Regions from separate parts of the Homo sapiens genome. Here region 1 is linked to region 2. The links are chromatin contacts, found by Hi-C or POLR2A ChIA-PET in ENCODE. All regions are on one chromosome and are shown on one strand. Each heading gives the region's core, a stretch centred on a gene start or an enhancer-like site at or near the end of the contact. The rest is flanking DNA. Distances are from core to core; before and after follow the strand shown. Region 1 overlaps PRKAG2 (protein kinase AMP-activated non-catalytic subunit gamma 2). Region 2 has its middle 29 kb from the start of NUB1.

The links. Hi-C counts contacts between places; a loop is a spot of excess contacts on that map. ChIA-PET counts read pairs that join two places held with the same protein, here RNA polymerase II (POLR2A). Pooled maps may share reads with other maps.
Region 1: a loop to region 2 is called in a map of PC-9, with 12 times the contacts of the local background. The contact joins two enhancer-like sites. A Hi-C loop is called at or near these places in 1 of 168 maps with a recorded cell type or tissue (PC-9) and 6 of 50 pooled maps. POLR2A ChIA-PET finds 5 or more read pairs at or near these places in 4 of 52 experiments (BJ, HCT116, activated naive CD8-positive, alpha-beta T cell and 1 more).

What each region holds. Positions count from the first base shown.
Region 1 is chr7:151,777,633-151,785,096 of GRCh38, reverse strand. It overlaps PRKAG2 (protein kinase AMP-activated non-catalytic subunit gamma 2), which reads left to right. Exons shown (of 16, transcript NM_016203.4): 3 at 3,666-3,945. Among named protein-coding and RNA genes, the nearest start is that of PRKAG2-AS2, 25 kb to the left of the region's middle. RefSeq lists enhancers at 1-290, 291-1,180 and silencers at 1,912-2,011, 2,122-2,211. Within about 2 kb of position 2,374, at least 13 of the 41 ENCODE cell types and tissues checked have a DNase peak (open chromatin) inside an H3K27ac peak, as active enhancers do.
Region 2 is chr7:151,309,514-151,316,966 of GRCh38, reverse strand. No RefSeq gene overlaps it. Among named protein-coding and RNA genes, the nearest start is that of NUB1, 29 kb to the left of the region's middle. Within about 2 kb of position 2,951, at least 4 of the 41 ENCODE cell types and tissues checked have a DNase peak (open chromatin) inside an H3K27ac peak, as active enhancers do.

The sequences.
Region 1 (7,464 bases), core at 1,125-3,624, 470 kb before region 2:
CAATACCCGGGGAATCATCCGGTTGCATTCACCAACATATCATTTGGCTATAGCTTGCCCAAGAGCAAGGCCTGAGGCCCTGTCCCTGGTGGCTTCAGCTGGCGCCTGTTATCTGCACCGCCACGCAGCCCACCCCAGCAGGCCTGTCCCTCCGCCTGGCTTTCCCACCGTCTGGGAGTGTGATCTGGCCCCCAAGGTTCCCGGTGAGAGGGGTCAGACAGGGCCCAGCATCCAGCATGCTTCGGCCATTTTCCAGAGACAGGACTGGCAGGGCTGCTTCCTAGGGCTCCCTCCTCAGGCCTGATCCCTGGATGCCCGACTCCACTGGCCTGGATTCAGAATACAGAATGGAACCCCATTCAGGATAATCCTGGGGTCCCCCTTGCTCATCAAATATGGTTAAACTGGCCTTTCATGACTGGTTCTCCAGGGGCTCATGGCTCAACTTCCCCCGTGACCCCCACCCTCATGGTGGCCCAAGTGAATGGCCGGCCCTCTGTCTCTGTGCTTCAAACCCCTTCTCCTCTGTCTCTGGGCACTGGACACCTCCCCGGCCCTGTCACTGCGTCTCTGAAGCCTAGCCAGCTGTCAGGGCCTCCTCTGGGTCAGGGCCTCTGTTAAGGGGCAGGTTTCAGCTCCGGGCCATTTATCCATCTGCATGGTGCTTATGGTGCTTCGGCCTTGTGGGCACTCTGCAAGCTCTCCTGGGGCCCCGCTCCCCTATGTGTCTCTGTTTCCCTGTAGGACTGGACATTTGCATTGGCTCGGCCCTCTCCCCCGGCTCCCCAGCAAGCTCCCTATGCTGTAAACAGAGCACGTCCATGCACCAGGTCCGGGCTCACCTTTCCAGCAGCTCCAAAATCCCACCCCTCCCTCCGGTCCTCCCATGTGGCCTCGGCTCCTCTTCCGGTTCACACCCTCGAGGCTGCTGTCGTGATTGTCTCAGCCCTGGGAACGAGGCTTGGACAACCAAGTCGTTGTCCACATTGCGGGAAACTGAGCTGTGACCAAACCCGGGCCTCCACCCAGGACCAGCTTATGTCACCTTGTGATAGGACCACCCTGGTGCCTGTGTGTGTTGTTCCTACTGGCTTCTCTCAGCCCCCATCCCACCCTAGACCTGCACACACAGCACCCACCACTTGAAGAAGAACCTCTTTTTTTTTTTTTTTTTTTTTTTTTTTGAGACAGGGTCTTGCTCTGTACCCAAGCTGGCTGGAGTACAGTAGTGTCACCTTGCTCACTGCAACCTCCACCTCCATCTCTGGGGCTCAAGTGATCCTCCCACCTCAGCTGCTTGAGTAGCTGGGACTACAGGCCACCACACCTGGCTAATTTCTGTATTTTTTGTAGAGACAGGGTTTTGCCATGTTGCCCAGGCTGGTCGAGCTCAGGTGATCCACCCACCTCGGCCTCCCAAAGTGCTGGGATTACAGGTGTGAGACACCACCCCCTGCCTGAAGACTCTCTTGTTTGTAAATTTATTCTCAGGATTTGTCCTGATTCCCATAGTTAGGTGGAATAGTGGCTAACTGGGATATTCTATAAACAGAGAATCTAAATGCTTTTCATATTAAATGGTCAAAAAAAAAAAATCAGCTGGGCATGGACAACTGTAATCCCAGCTACTCAGGAGGCTGAGGTAGGAGGATTGCTTGAGCCCGGGAGGTGGAGGTTGCAATGAGCTGAGATTGCGCCAGTGCACTGCAGCCTTGAGCGACAGAGGGAGACCCTGTCTCAAAAACAAAAAACAGAACTACACAAAAAAAGAAAAACTCAAAACTTAGCTTGAGTTACAAGGTCCTATAGCACCACACTCTTCTTCCTGCCGGGCCCACTCACGAAGGTGTCCGCGCCAGGCCGGACCTACACCTCCACGTGGCGGCGCCGGCTCTTTCGGCTGGAGAGGCCGCGCGGGGAGGCTGTGCTGCGCGGGTCCACGCCACGGGCATCCTATCCTCCCGGGGCCGCGGGCTCGGGGCTTGGGCCGCCCTCTAGTGGCGGAAGAACGTCCCCAGGCCGCGGTCCGGACAGCGCACCCCGTGGTGGGACAGAGAGACCCCGAAGTGGCACCGAGGCTGCCTGTGGGGTGTCCTGTGTTCCCTTTTCAGCACAGCGCGGCCGCCCGAGGGCAGTATTTCCCGCGTCTGCCCTGGTCCTGGCTCCCCGCGAGCGCTGCGGACGAGTTACTCGCCCTTCTTGCTTCTGAACTGGGTCATCTCTGAGGTCCTTTCCACTCAGTGTTGCTTGCAAGTTTCCCAAGTGGTAGGACAAGAGCTGTTTACCACGCACCGTGTGCTTCCTGGCCTCACGCGGCTTCATCTGACGTTCAAGCAGCCCTTGAGGTGAGGGCACGGCCATCCTCATTTTACAGATGAGGGAGCTGAGGCTCGGTGAGACCAAGTAACATGCCCAGGTTGGCTCAGCAGGTGGCAGAGCAGGGGCCAAATACCGGCACCCAGAGGCAGGGCAGGAGCTCCTCCACGCATCCAGCAGGAACACGGCTGCGGGCACGTGAGATATTTCTCAAAGTCTGCTATGAGCTCTGTGCCTTGGCTTAAAGTTATGGGGTCTGATAATTTTTTAAGCCATGACTAGAATTTTAAATCATTGGTGAAGTGAGTCTCAGAGGTTTGGGGCTTTGTTAACTTCCTTCTTTCCTTCTTTCTTTCCTTCCTTCCTTCCTTCCTTCCTTCCTTCCTTCCTTCCTTCCTTCTTTCCTTCCCTCCCTCCCTCCCTCCCTCCCTCCCTCCCTCCTTCCTTCCTTCCTTCCTTCCTTCCTTCCTTCCTTCCTTCCTTTCTTTCCTTTCTCTTGAAATGGAGTCTCGTTTTGTTGCCCAGGCTGGAGTGCAATGGCGCCATCTCGGCTCACTGCAACCTCCGCCTTCGGGGTTCAAGAGATTCTCCTGCCTCAGCCTCCTGAGTAGCTGGGATTACAGGCGCCCGCCACCATGCCCAGCTAATTTTTTTTTTATTTTTTTATTTTTAGTAGAGATGGGGTTTCACCATGTTGGCCAGGCTGGTTTCAAACTCCTGACCTCAGTTGATCCACCCGCCTCGGCCTTCCAAAATGCTGGGATTACAGGCGTGAGTCACCGTACCCGGCTGGCTTTGTGAACTTTTCTCCTGACTTCTGTTGGCAACCTCAGTCTTTCAAATGCTGAAGCAGCTTGGAGGTGAAAAATTCATCATCACCTAGGACTGAGGTCTCAGGATGGAGCTCCAGGCCCGCTCTGTTCTGGAACATAGGGATCTTATAGGCAGGCAAGAGGACTGCAGTCCTGTGTGGTCAGAACTTGGATGGACGTGAGGTCTTGAGAGGTGAAGGCAGGCAGGCCCATAATAAAGGAGGGAGACGCTCATTTTGAGCTCCGCTTCCCTTCCTCCCCTCTACCTCCTGGAAGCCCCTTCTAAGGAGTGGGACAGGATGGTCAGTGGACCTCCAGGACGTGGTGCTGCCAGCCTGTGAGGGGCCATCCTTGGGGCAGGTGCTACCTGCAGACCATTCAGTGGCTACCTCTGTGGAAGAGCTTAGGGCTGTTTCTCTGGGAGGGTACTATGGGGGGCCCGCATGTGAGAGAGGACAATGATAAGTTTCATACAGGGCAGGAGGCAGCGTGTCCAGAGCGTGGAGTGACTGCATCCATTCGTCTGTTTTTCTGCAGGTGGACAGCCCCTTCGGCCCGGGCAGCCCCTCCAAAGGGTTCTTCTCCAGAGGCCCCCAGCCCCGGCCCTCCAGCCCCATGTCTGCACCTGTGAGGCCCAAGACCAGCCCCGGCTCTCCCAAAACCGTGTTCCCGTTCTCCTACCAGGAGTCCCCGCCACGCTCCCCTCGACGCATGAGCTTCAGTGGGATCTTCCGCTCCTCCTCCAAAGAGTCTTCCCCCAACTCCAACCCTGCTACCTCGCCCGGGGGCATCAGGTTTTTCTCCCGCTCCAGAAAAAGTAAGACCTTGATGCTATTGTTTCAGGTGGGTGCTGGGGTGCTGGGGGTCTCTTCTGCAGCCACACATCCACGGTGGCACCGAAGCTGCCAGGTGGCTGTGAGCAGCTTGGTGCTGAGTGCCTGTATCTGTTTCTCCCCACCCCCACTTCCCCCTAAACAAATCTCTCTCCAGAACATCAGTTTCCACCTGTCACTTTCTTCCCATGCTAATCTATCAAAGCGTAATCCTTCTGGTCCAGCAAGGTCCTTGGGTTAACTGTAAACATCCTGATACTCACAGTACAGCTTGTATGGACAATCAGATGACACACTTGCCTCCAGCCTTCTCTGGAAACTGCAGGCATGGAGCCAAGCTTAGGCCCTCACCCGGGGCCACGGGACCATACTGCTTTGGTCAGCCTGATATGGCTTCCACTCTCTGTGGTTTGGTATTTGAGGGTTTGACTACACCTGTTTCTGGCAAATCCTAACTTTTTCTGTTTGGGGCTCTGGGCAGCAGGGAATGGAAGCTAGGAGGGATTTGCTGGGGAAATGGAAGGAGGAAATGTGAGTGTTTAAGAAAGAGTTCCGTAGGTTCATTAGTGTTTGTGATCTGAGGATAAGGTATTTTCATTTGAGCGCCGTCGATGATAATATGAAATATACCACGAACTAGAAAGTTTATGGCGTTTACTTTCTCCTTTCCTTTGTCTATTCTTTCCAGTTCTTTCTACTGACTTAGAACATTTGTATTGGGGAAGATAGTGATGTGGAAAACAAATTTGTCCTTGACCATCAGAGGCCTGGGATAGTTCACCTTTCTCTCCAGGCTGACTTTTACTCAGAAAGACTGGCAATACTGTGTGTTAGAGCAACGCTTTATATCTGCAAGGCCAGGCGGCAGCAAGAGGGGAATTTCGGTGTTTCTGACTTCGAACTCTTCCATCAGGCAGCAGTGGCTGTAGGACGAGAAGCCAGGTCTCTGTCAGCCTCACTACTTCATCCACCACCTTGGAGGTGGAGGGGATGGTGGCCGTATTCTGTGTGAGTGGAGCAGATCTATCTCTTGGACAGATTTTGCACTTCGTCTTTCTACATAAAACAAATGAAGGTGCTCCCGCCTGTGGGTTGTGTGTGTGTTGTGGGGGGCAGGTCCTGACCATGCTCTACACACACCCCTCACTCAAGGCTGTGGGGTTGTCACAATTTCCTTTAAGTTTGTGCACTTTAGCCTTAAGGTGCCCCTTTCTTTCCCCATCTCCTTGTATAAACATCGTCTAGAGATGAGGGATCAAAGTGCTGTACAGAGGAAGGAAATCAGGCCCGTCCTGATGGGAAAGCTGCGTGAGGGCTCCACGTCACACAGGTGGGATTTGTCAAAGAGAAGGAGGATGTGTGCGCAGTTTGCCTTGTTGGGGAACTTGCGATGTTGTGTAGATTGAATGTGCTGGAATTGGTGGATGAAAAGACAGGATTCCTGCCTTCAAGGGCTCCTAGTCAGAGGCAAGCAGGCTTCAGAAGAAAGGACGAGATTGTCTCCATGGTACTGCCTGTGCTCAGTTAGGACAGGGCAGGCTTTCTGAGCGGGGCGGAGAGCAGCACAGGGAACCTGATGATCGGAAGGGTGCCCAAAGGAGTGTAGGAGCTGTGAGCTGGCTCCCATGGGAAGGTCTTGAAGCTCTGGCAGGAACCATCACCCTCCGCCTCCCTCTACATCATTCTCCTGCACAGAGCCCTCCATGGGGGTGGGAGGAGAGGGTGAGAGGGAGGAGCGGGGAGAGGAGGAGGAGGGTCCCTGCAGGCAGAGGGTCCCTTTGGGAGCCCAGCAGTGGCACCAGGAGGTGCAGGAGAAGTTGTTCAGTCCTCAGGGCCTAGGCTGCAGCTCAGTACAGCATTTGGTGGGAGGTTTGGTGCTGTCCACTGTTCAGCCTGGGAAATGAGCTGTTCTTTTAGAAACTGGGTCTGGAAAAATCTCTTTTTGAAACCATATCAATTTCTTAAAGTATTCCTCCTTTTCACTATCTTTCATTGTTATTTATGTTTAGATTTTCAATCTCTTTCAACTGTTTTCTTTCAGTAACTGACAGAATTGCAGACAGACAGATAATCAAAGCTAGAAGGGACTGTAAGGAAAGCATTTATGGGGGAAGAAAGCATATGCATATAATAATTTGAACACAGCATATATGGGTGTGTGTGTGTGTGTTTTGGATTTGTATAGATGTATGTGTGTATGTATGTGCATATATGTATGTGTGTACACACATATATACCTTTTTTATTTTTTAAAAGGACATGCATTGGACTGCTAGTGGTAGCTTCTAAGTGAAGAATTAGGAGTGGATGGGTGGAAGGAAAATGTTGCTTTATCTGATATTCCAATTTTTTGAGACTAGCTTCACTTATTGGTAATTAAAAATGAATACATCTTGAAAAAAATGTCAAGCTCCCAGACCTGAGCTTTGGGGCGGTGGCGAGATGTGGAACAGAAGTTGCGGGTGTTGGTAACAGCAGAAGAAAGAGTTGAGCCACCAGGAATGCCTGGGGACAGCCAAGGCCCCGTGCTCAGCCTTAAGGGCTAGCTGGGGAATGCTGGGATGTAGCAGGGCTTGGAGAAGGCATGGGGAGAACCTACAGATGGCTGAGTGTGGAGGTCCAGGATGGGAGGCGGTGTTGCTCCATTTTGCATTGCTATAAAGGAGTACCTGAGGCTGGGTCATTTATAAAGGGAAGAGGTTTATTTGGCTCATGGTTCTGCAGGCTGCACAGAGGCATGGTGCCAGCATCTGCTTCTGGGGAGGGCACAGCCATCCAGTGGGAGCCTCATGCCCACTGCACAGATAAAACCAATTCACCGAGATCTTGGTATTGTAGTAAAATGTTTAATGTGAGGCCAGCCACATGGGAGATGGAGCTATCACTCAAATCAGTCTCCCCAAAGGCTCAGAGCTTAGGGTTTTTATGGACAATTTGATGGGCAGGGGGCTAGGGAACGGGCACTGCTGATTGGTTGGGGATGAGATCACAGTGGTGTGGAAACGGGCCTCCAGCACTGAGTCGGCCTCTAGGTGAGGGCCACAGGGTCAGCTGAGTCATGAGTCATGGGTCTGGGTGGGGTCCATTGGTTGCCAGAATTCAAGTCTAAAAAATTATCTCAAAAGACCAATCTTAGGTGTTAAATAGTGATACTATCTACAGGAGCAACTGGGGAAGTTGCAAGTCTTGTGACCTCTGGCTCCATGACCCCAGAGCAGTACGAGATCATAGAAACTACACCTGCATGTTAGCCCGGTTCAGGCCCCTCCCATAATCCTAATCTGTGGTCTTTCATTCATCTCACAAAGCTGGTTTTCAGTCCCTGAGCAAGGAACAGTTGGTTTCAGGGAGGTACTATTATCATCCTTGCTTTCAAATTAAACTATAAACTAAATTCCTCCCTTTGTTAGCTTGGCCTCCGCCCAGGTAATGAGCAAAGCCAGCCAGCCTGTGAGGCTGGATGCAGGATGGAGTGGGCCAGGCTGGACCTTCTCCTGCTGTCG
Region 2 (7,453 bases), core at 1,702-4,201:
GATGCAAGGCTGGCCCAAGAGAAGATTTGCTGAATATCTTGAGAATGCTATTTGATACATTTTTCTTACTTTTTCATTATTAAAATTGTTTTCAAATAATAAAATAAAATGAGAGAAGAAAATGAGAAAATTATATTTTAAGTAATTTTCCTTACCTAAAATAGAACCATTATAACATGTTAAAGTTTTCCAGAGTTTTCTCTCTAATAAGAGCTTTTCTTACAGTCATCATCCCAGGTGTGCAAATTTTTAACCTATTTTTTTAATTAATGTATCCTAAGCATATTTTATTTTATTTTATTTTATTTTATTTTATTTTATTTTATTTTATTTTATTTTATTTTATTTTATTTTATTTTATTTTATTTTATTTTATTTTATTTTATTTTATTTTATTTTATTTTATTTTATTTTATTTTATTTTATTTTATTTTATTTTGAGACGGAGTCTCACTCTGTTGCCCAGGCTGGAGTGCGGTGGCAAATCTCGGCTCACTGCATGCTCCGCCTCCCGGGTTCAAGCTATTCTCCTGACTCAGCCTCCGAGTAGCTGGGATTACAGGCGCCCGCCACCACACCCAGCTAATTTTTTGTATTTTTAGTAGAGACGGGGTTTCACCATGTTGGCCAGGCTGGTCTCAAACTCCTGACCTCAAGTGATCCGCCCACTTTGGTCTCCCAAAGTGCTGGAATTACAAGGCATGAGCCACTGTGTCCGGCCTTAAGCATCTTTTATGTTATTTCATACCTTCATTAATATAACTTCAGTAGCTACTTCATATCTCCCCACGTGGACATAACCATAGATTAGTCAATCGTACCCTATTACTGGTCATTTAAGTTTGTATTAGCTAGAAGACAGACTTACCTGTAATCCCAGCTACTTGGGAAGCCGAGGCACAGAATCACTTGAACCCAGGAGGAAGAGGCTGCAATGAGTTGAGATTGCACCACTGCACTCCAGCCTGGACGACAAACTGGAGTGAAATTAGCAAAAGTGCAGGAAGCATTGATTTTTTTTTCTTTGAGACTCTGTCTCAGAAAAAAAAAGTCTCACCATCAACATCTATAATAATAAAGAAAACGAAGAACTAGAATCGATGTTTATAATGCGTCTTACTCTAGCACAGAGATACGTAAGCTAGGAAATAAAAACAACTTCATTCACCTCATTGAGAGATGCATTTCCAATAAAAACGTACTTTTTATGTTTAACAATTGTTAATTAGTTTGTCACATATTTATTCTGTTTTAATCAAATATCCATAATGGTGATGATAACTGTAAGCAGAAGGTAACGTTTCCATAATTACAGACCTGATCACAAAGGTACCGCTTCCTTCAATTTCAATGTATAAACATATTTTCATTGCTGAGAAGTATGAGAGGTATAAGCCATATGACTTTCACACATAACATATATTAGGATAAAAGTTTATGAGGGAGGTGGATGGAAAGAATGGTTAAAGAACTCATTTACGTATGTTTAAATGGTGGGTGCCAGAGTGATACGATGCCTGCATATCACTGAACACACAGCCAAGAGTCACATGTTTTATTTTCAAAATATTAATATTTTTAATAAGCTGGAAGTTGCATGCTTTTCAGCCATTAAACCTGGAGGAAAATTTTTAGGTGCAAAATGGAAAACTCTGAGGACACAGCTGTTAAAAATTGAGCAGTACCCCACCCGCCTCGGGATCTTCCTGAGTCTAGGGCTCCCTCTGGTGGTGAGACTCAGAATTTGTGTTAGATCACAGCCCCGGAGACCTGCCTAGCAAGAATTAAAAGCACCACGTTCTGCAAGCCAACCCCTTCCTTCTTGGTGTGTTTCCTGGAATCGTCACTGTAATTTTTTTTTTTTTTTTGGTTTTTGAAACGGAGTTTCTCTCTGCCCCCAAGCTGGAGCGCAGTGGCGCGATCTCGGCTCATTGCAACCTCTGCCTCCAGGGTTCAAGCGATTCTCCTGCGTCAGCCTCCCAGGTAGCTGGGACTACATGCATGCGCCACTAATTCTTGTATTTTTAGTAGAGACGGGTTTTCACCATGTTGGCCAGGCTGGTCTCGAACTCCTGACCTCAAATGATCAGCCCGCCTCGGCCTCCCAAAGTTCTGGGATTACAGGCGTGGGCCACCATGCCCGGCCTGTCACTATAAAATTTGACCATATTGGCCCTCTAAGCCCAGAACCTTGAGAGAATAGTACACTGCACCCCTCATCAAGCCAGATCCTCCATGGTCATTCATTAACTTGACGGACGTCTACTGAGCACCCACTATGGGCCAGGCACCCATTTCTAAAAGCCCTCTGTATCTCTCTCTAAGAAGTGTGAAGAAGTTCCTAAACAAAAGAGGAACCCAACACGAATTAACGACCACAGAAATTCACCAAAAAATTAAAGTGACCCACAAACGTTTACAAAGAGGTTTATCCCCTCCAGTAATTAAAGAAACACAATGAACCACAAGAAATCATTTGCCTGCTCCTAAGCTGGGATAGGTTTAAATATCTGATAATATCCAAGGCTGCCATGGGTGGAGGAACCGGGAAATACATGTCTTCATACCTTGCTGGTGAGGATATAAACTGGTACAATTTAACGGACTACGAAGAATATTAACATTTTTTCAGTTCATGCTTTTGACCCATGAATTATTTTAAGGCTTTCGTCGGGACCCTGGCCCAGCCTGCTGCTGAGACCGTCAGGACCTTGGTAAGATGCGCTGGGGTTAGAGTATCTGAGAGCCCCTCTCCTAACTGCTGAAAAGGAGCGAGTTCTCCAGCCTTTGGTTACATGTCCCCAACCAATGCCATTTTCTAAGAACAGCCTCTGTGGCTCTGCTCCCAGCACAAGCTTTCCTGTGCCAAGAACTGGGAGGCGGCCGGGGCAGTGGGGACTGGCGCCTGACTCAGCCTCCTGGGTCAACGGGTGGGGAGCGTCCCGGGGCTCAGGCTGCCTCATCTCTCTCCACCCCTGCCCCCCTTTCCATCTCACACCCACACTCACACTTACAAACACACACACTCATACCCACAGTCACGCACACACCCACACTCACGCACATGAACTCATACACAACCAAACACACTCATACACATGCAGTCATACACTACTCCCCCTACACCACACACACACTCACAAATACACATTCACTCACACACACCAAACACCCATACACATACACATACACCACTCCCCCACACTCACACACACTCTCACACACACACCCCACACACACACGAACTCACACACACTCATACACAACCACACACCCATACACATGCACTCACACACCACTCCCCCACATCACACACATAAATACACTCACTCATACACACCCACCAAACACCCATACACATGCACACACACTACTCCCCCACACAACTCCCCCACACTCACACTCTCACACCCTCCCCACACATCCCAAACTCACTCCCACACACACGAACTCACACATGCTCATACACAACCACACACACCCATACACATGCACTCAAACACCACTCCTACACCACACACACTCACAAATACACATTCACTCATACACACCCACACATACCCATACACGTGCTCACACACCACTTCCCCTACATCACTCACACCCACCCTCACACACACGCATTCACTCATACACACCCACACACACCCATACACATTCACTCACACCTCTCCCACCCACTCACACACAAACTCAGTAACACATACCTTCACACACTCATATACACCCACATACATGCACTGACATACCACTCCACACTCCTCTACACTCACACACACACATCCCCACAACCCACACTCACACATATCCACACCCACACTCACAAATACGTTCATTTATACACACCCACACACCCATATACATGCAGTCACACTACTCCCCCACACTCACAGCCACACACACCTTCACACACTCATACATTCACACACCCACACACATGCACTGACACTCCACTCCCTCACACTCTCACACACACCCCCAGACATCCACACTCACACATTCACACACACGCACACACACCACTCCCTCACACTCACACCCCACACACATCCACACTCACACAAACACACACATTCACACATATATACACACGCACTCACATCACTCCTCACACTCGCACACACACACCACCCCCACACATTCATACACACAGAGACACACTCACCCACACACATTCACAAACTCTCACACACATTCACACACTCATATCCACACACACCCATACTCACACATGCACTCACACACCACTCCCCAACAGTCAGACACTCACAAACACACATAGCCCCCACACACTGACACACTCACTCACACTCTCACACTCACACACACCCTGTGGAAGACTAGAAAGAGCCCTGGACTCTAACGTGACACCAACATGGTCTTGCCTCTCAGGGTCTCAGGGGTCTGCCTCGCTATGGGCCTCAGTTTCCCCACCTACACAAGGGGATTGGACTAGATGATGCCTCTGAGCCCCCCCGCCCCAGCGTTAATTCTAGCTCTGCCCTTCAAGGAGGTTATCATCTAATAGAGGAAGCAGGAGATGCCCTCCAAGTCATGCCACAACGAACGTCTTGAACCCCCCTAAATGGAATGCTGGCATATTCCACTCCCAAATACACAGTCATGTGCTGCATAATGATACTGGCCAATGACAGACGGCATACATGACGGTGGTCCCATAAGATGATGGGACCCATACGATTATACCGTACATTTACTGTACCTTTTCCATGTTTCATTATGTTTAAATACACAATACTGGCCGGGTGCAGTGGCTCACACCTGTAATCCCAGCACTTTGGGAGGCCGAGGCAGGAGAATCACTTGAACCCAGGAAGCGGAGGTTGCAGTGAGCCAAGACTGGGCCACAAATACAATATTAGGAATGAAAATAAATATTACTAAGAATGAGAAAAAAGTTATAAATTTTAAAAAGTAAAAAATACCACAAACATTACAAAATCCAGAAAAATAAAATATTTTTATTAATTAACTGTCTGACACATATCTATAATTTTTTTTCATTTTTTGGCTATAGGCTCTTTAATTGACTCTTTAAATGACAACAATCTTATCAGAGAAATTAGAAAGACGATCTTTGCTCTAGCATGGTGGGTTAAAATTTAGCGATTTATTAATTTAGAAAAGTTTCTTTTAGCTTCTGTGCCAGTTGTCAACTTATTGTATCTCAGCTCCTAATACGTCCCTCATTGCCTGACCTCCTAGAATTGAGCTGAGCCTTGTAATTAGTTGCCCTTTGCCTGCAGCTGCATGTCAAGCTTTGTCAGTAGAGGGCGCTGAAGAGACACGGGAGGAGAAAGGGGTTTCTCTTCACTGTCTGGTGCACTCCTCTTGGGAGGCTCCTGCTGCCCATGAGGTTTCTCTACACCTGCTCCTGCAAGGCACCCGGCTTCTGCAGTGTCTGGCAGCTCCAGCAGCATGTGTGGCTTCTGCAGCACCAACTCCAATTCCCAGGCACCAGTAGCTTTCTCTGGAAGCCCCCTGGGCAGCTTTGCAGGAGTTTGTGGCCACTAGGGCACTGTCCTGGGAATTGCTTCCCCCTGCATTTTCTCCTGTGGCTTTGCAGACTGTTCTGAGACATGACGTGTCACTGTGGGTGATTCCTCTGATACCCCAGAGAGCAGATTTCCAGCTGCTTCTGCCAACCTGGCACCTCAGTGACTTCTCTGCCACGATCTCTCCCATCAGGTCTGGATCTCAGCCGTGGCAGGGACCTTCTTCTGGGGTGCTTTATCTCAGCCCTAAGAGTGATGGTTGTGCCTCTATCTGCCATTCCTGCATTTTTCAAGAGTTCTCTTAACTTCTTTCTAGCCAGGCCTTATTACTCCAATCCCCTGTTAAAGTCAATTCTTTTTTCTTTTTTCTTTTTTTTTTTTTTTGACTGAATTTCATTCTGTTGCCCAGGCTGAAATGCAGTGGCACGATCTCGGCTCACTGCAACCTCCGCCTCCCGGGTTCAAGCGATTACCATGTCCCAGCCTCCCAGGTAGCTGGGACTACAGGCATGCACCACCATGCCTGGCTACTTTTTGTATTTTTAGTAGAGATGGGTTAGCCAGGCTGGTCTCGAACTCCTGACCTCAAGTGATCCACCAGGCTCGGCTGGGTGGAGTGCTGGGATTACAAGCGTGAGCCACTGTGCCTGGCCTAAAGTTAATTATCTATGGGAAACATTCCTTGTACAAATTATCGTGTGGTTTCTGTCTCCTGATTGGAACCTGGCTAGTACAGCTTTACTGCCCTCTGTTGGTCATAATGATTGTATATCTGAAATATTATTTTCAAATCTGGGAAAATACCTGTCAAGTTTCATATATGAGTTTTAAGATTCCAGGGCATTTCATGGGTTTTGTGCTTAGTGGCTACTCTTAAAAACCCTTTGAATGCATGGCAGGGTGTCCTCTGTGACATGGTGCTCTACAAACACTGTTGCCTCAATGTCAGCATTTCATGTCAAATTGTAAAGAAGTTCCATCCTTTTCCTGTATGTTCTTAGGATTCACTCATTGGTTTATCAAAGAACCCAAAAGCTTATTCATTGTTTCTATTCAAAATGTATCATTTCTCCTGAATCAATTGCTGCTTTTTATGTGATTGGAAAGGGTTTTGTTACAATTTGCTTCTCAATGTCCAAATAACCTCTATCAATTTTATCTGTCATCTTTATTACTTTTGTTCCAGATTTCATTAATTTCAAATTGATGACAAAAGAAGGTATCTTGTACAACCAAATCTAGAGTCTACAGTTTCTCACTGGTTTTATTACAATGTTGCAAAACAATTTTTTAACATTGTAGCTAAAAGGTGGTATTCAAGTTTTATCAAATATACCATTCCCATCAAAAAAGAAGCCTGGGCAATATAGTGAGACTCTGTCTCTACAAAATAAATAAATAAATAAATAAATAAATAAATAAATAAATAAATAAATTAAATTAGCCAGACATGGTGGTGCATGCCTGTAGTCCCAGCTACTAGGGAGGCTGAGGTGGGAGGATCACTTGAGTCCGGGAAGTCGAGGTTGCAGTGAGATATGATCATGCCACTGCACTCCAGCCTGGGTGACAGAGTGAGACCCTGCCTCAAAATAATAAAAAAAGAAAAGATGTGCCCTGTCTACTCTGCTGAAGGGATATGCAGTTGGCACTTCCAACACGGTCTGCTACAGACAAGTCAGAACTTATGATGGTTTTTCAGTTTTTCTGGGCTACACGGAACTTCCTTGGCACTCACTAAGGCTTCCAACACCGGAAGTTCTTCATCTATCATCACATATCTTCAGTCTTCATGGATCTAGGGAAACCCTCTTACCAGGCATAAATCACCTCCCACTGTACAAGCAGGAAATGCCAGACACTCACTCTTTTAGCCTCCCTGGCTGTGGCAGGACCCACACATGTCAAAGCTCCATCTGTGAGTTGCACCCTCCCAG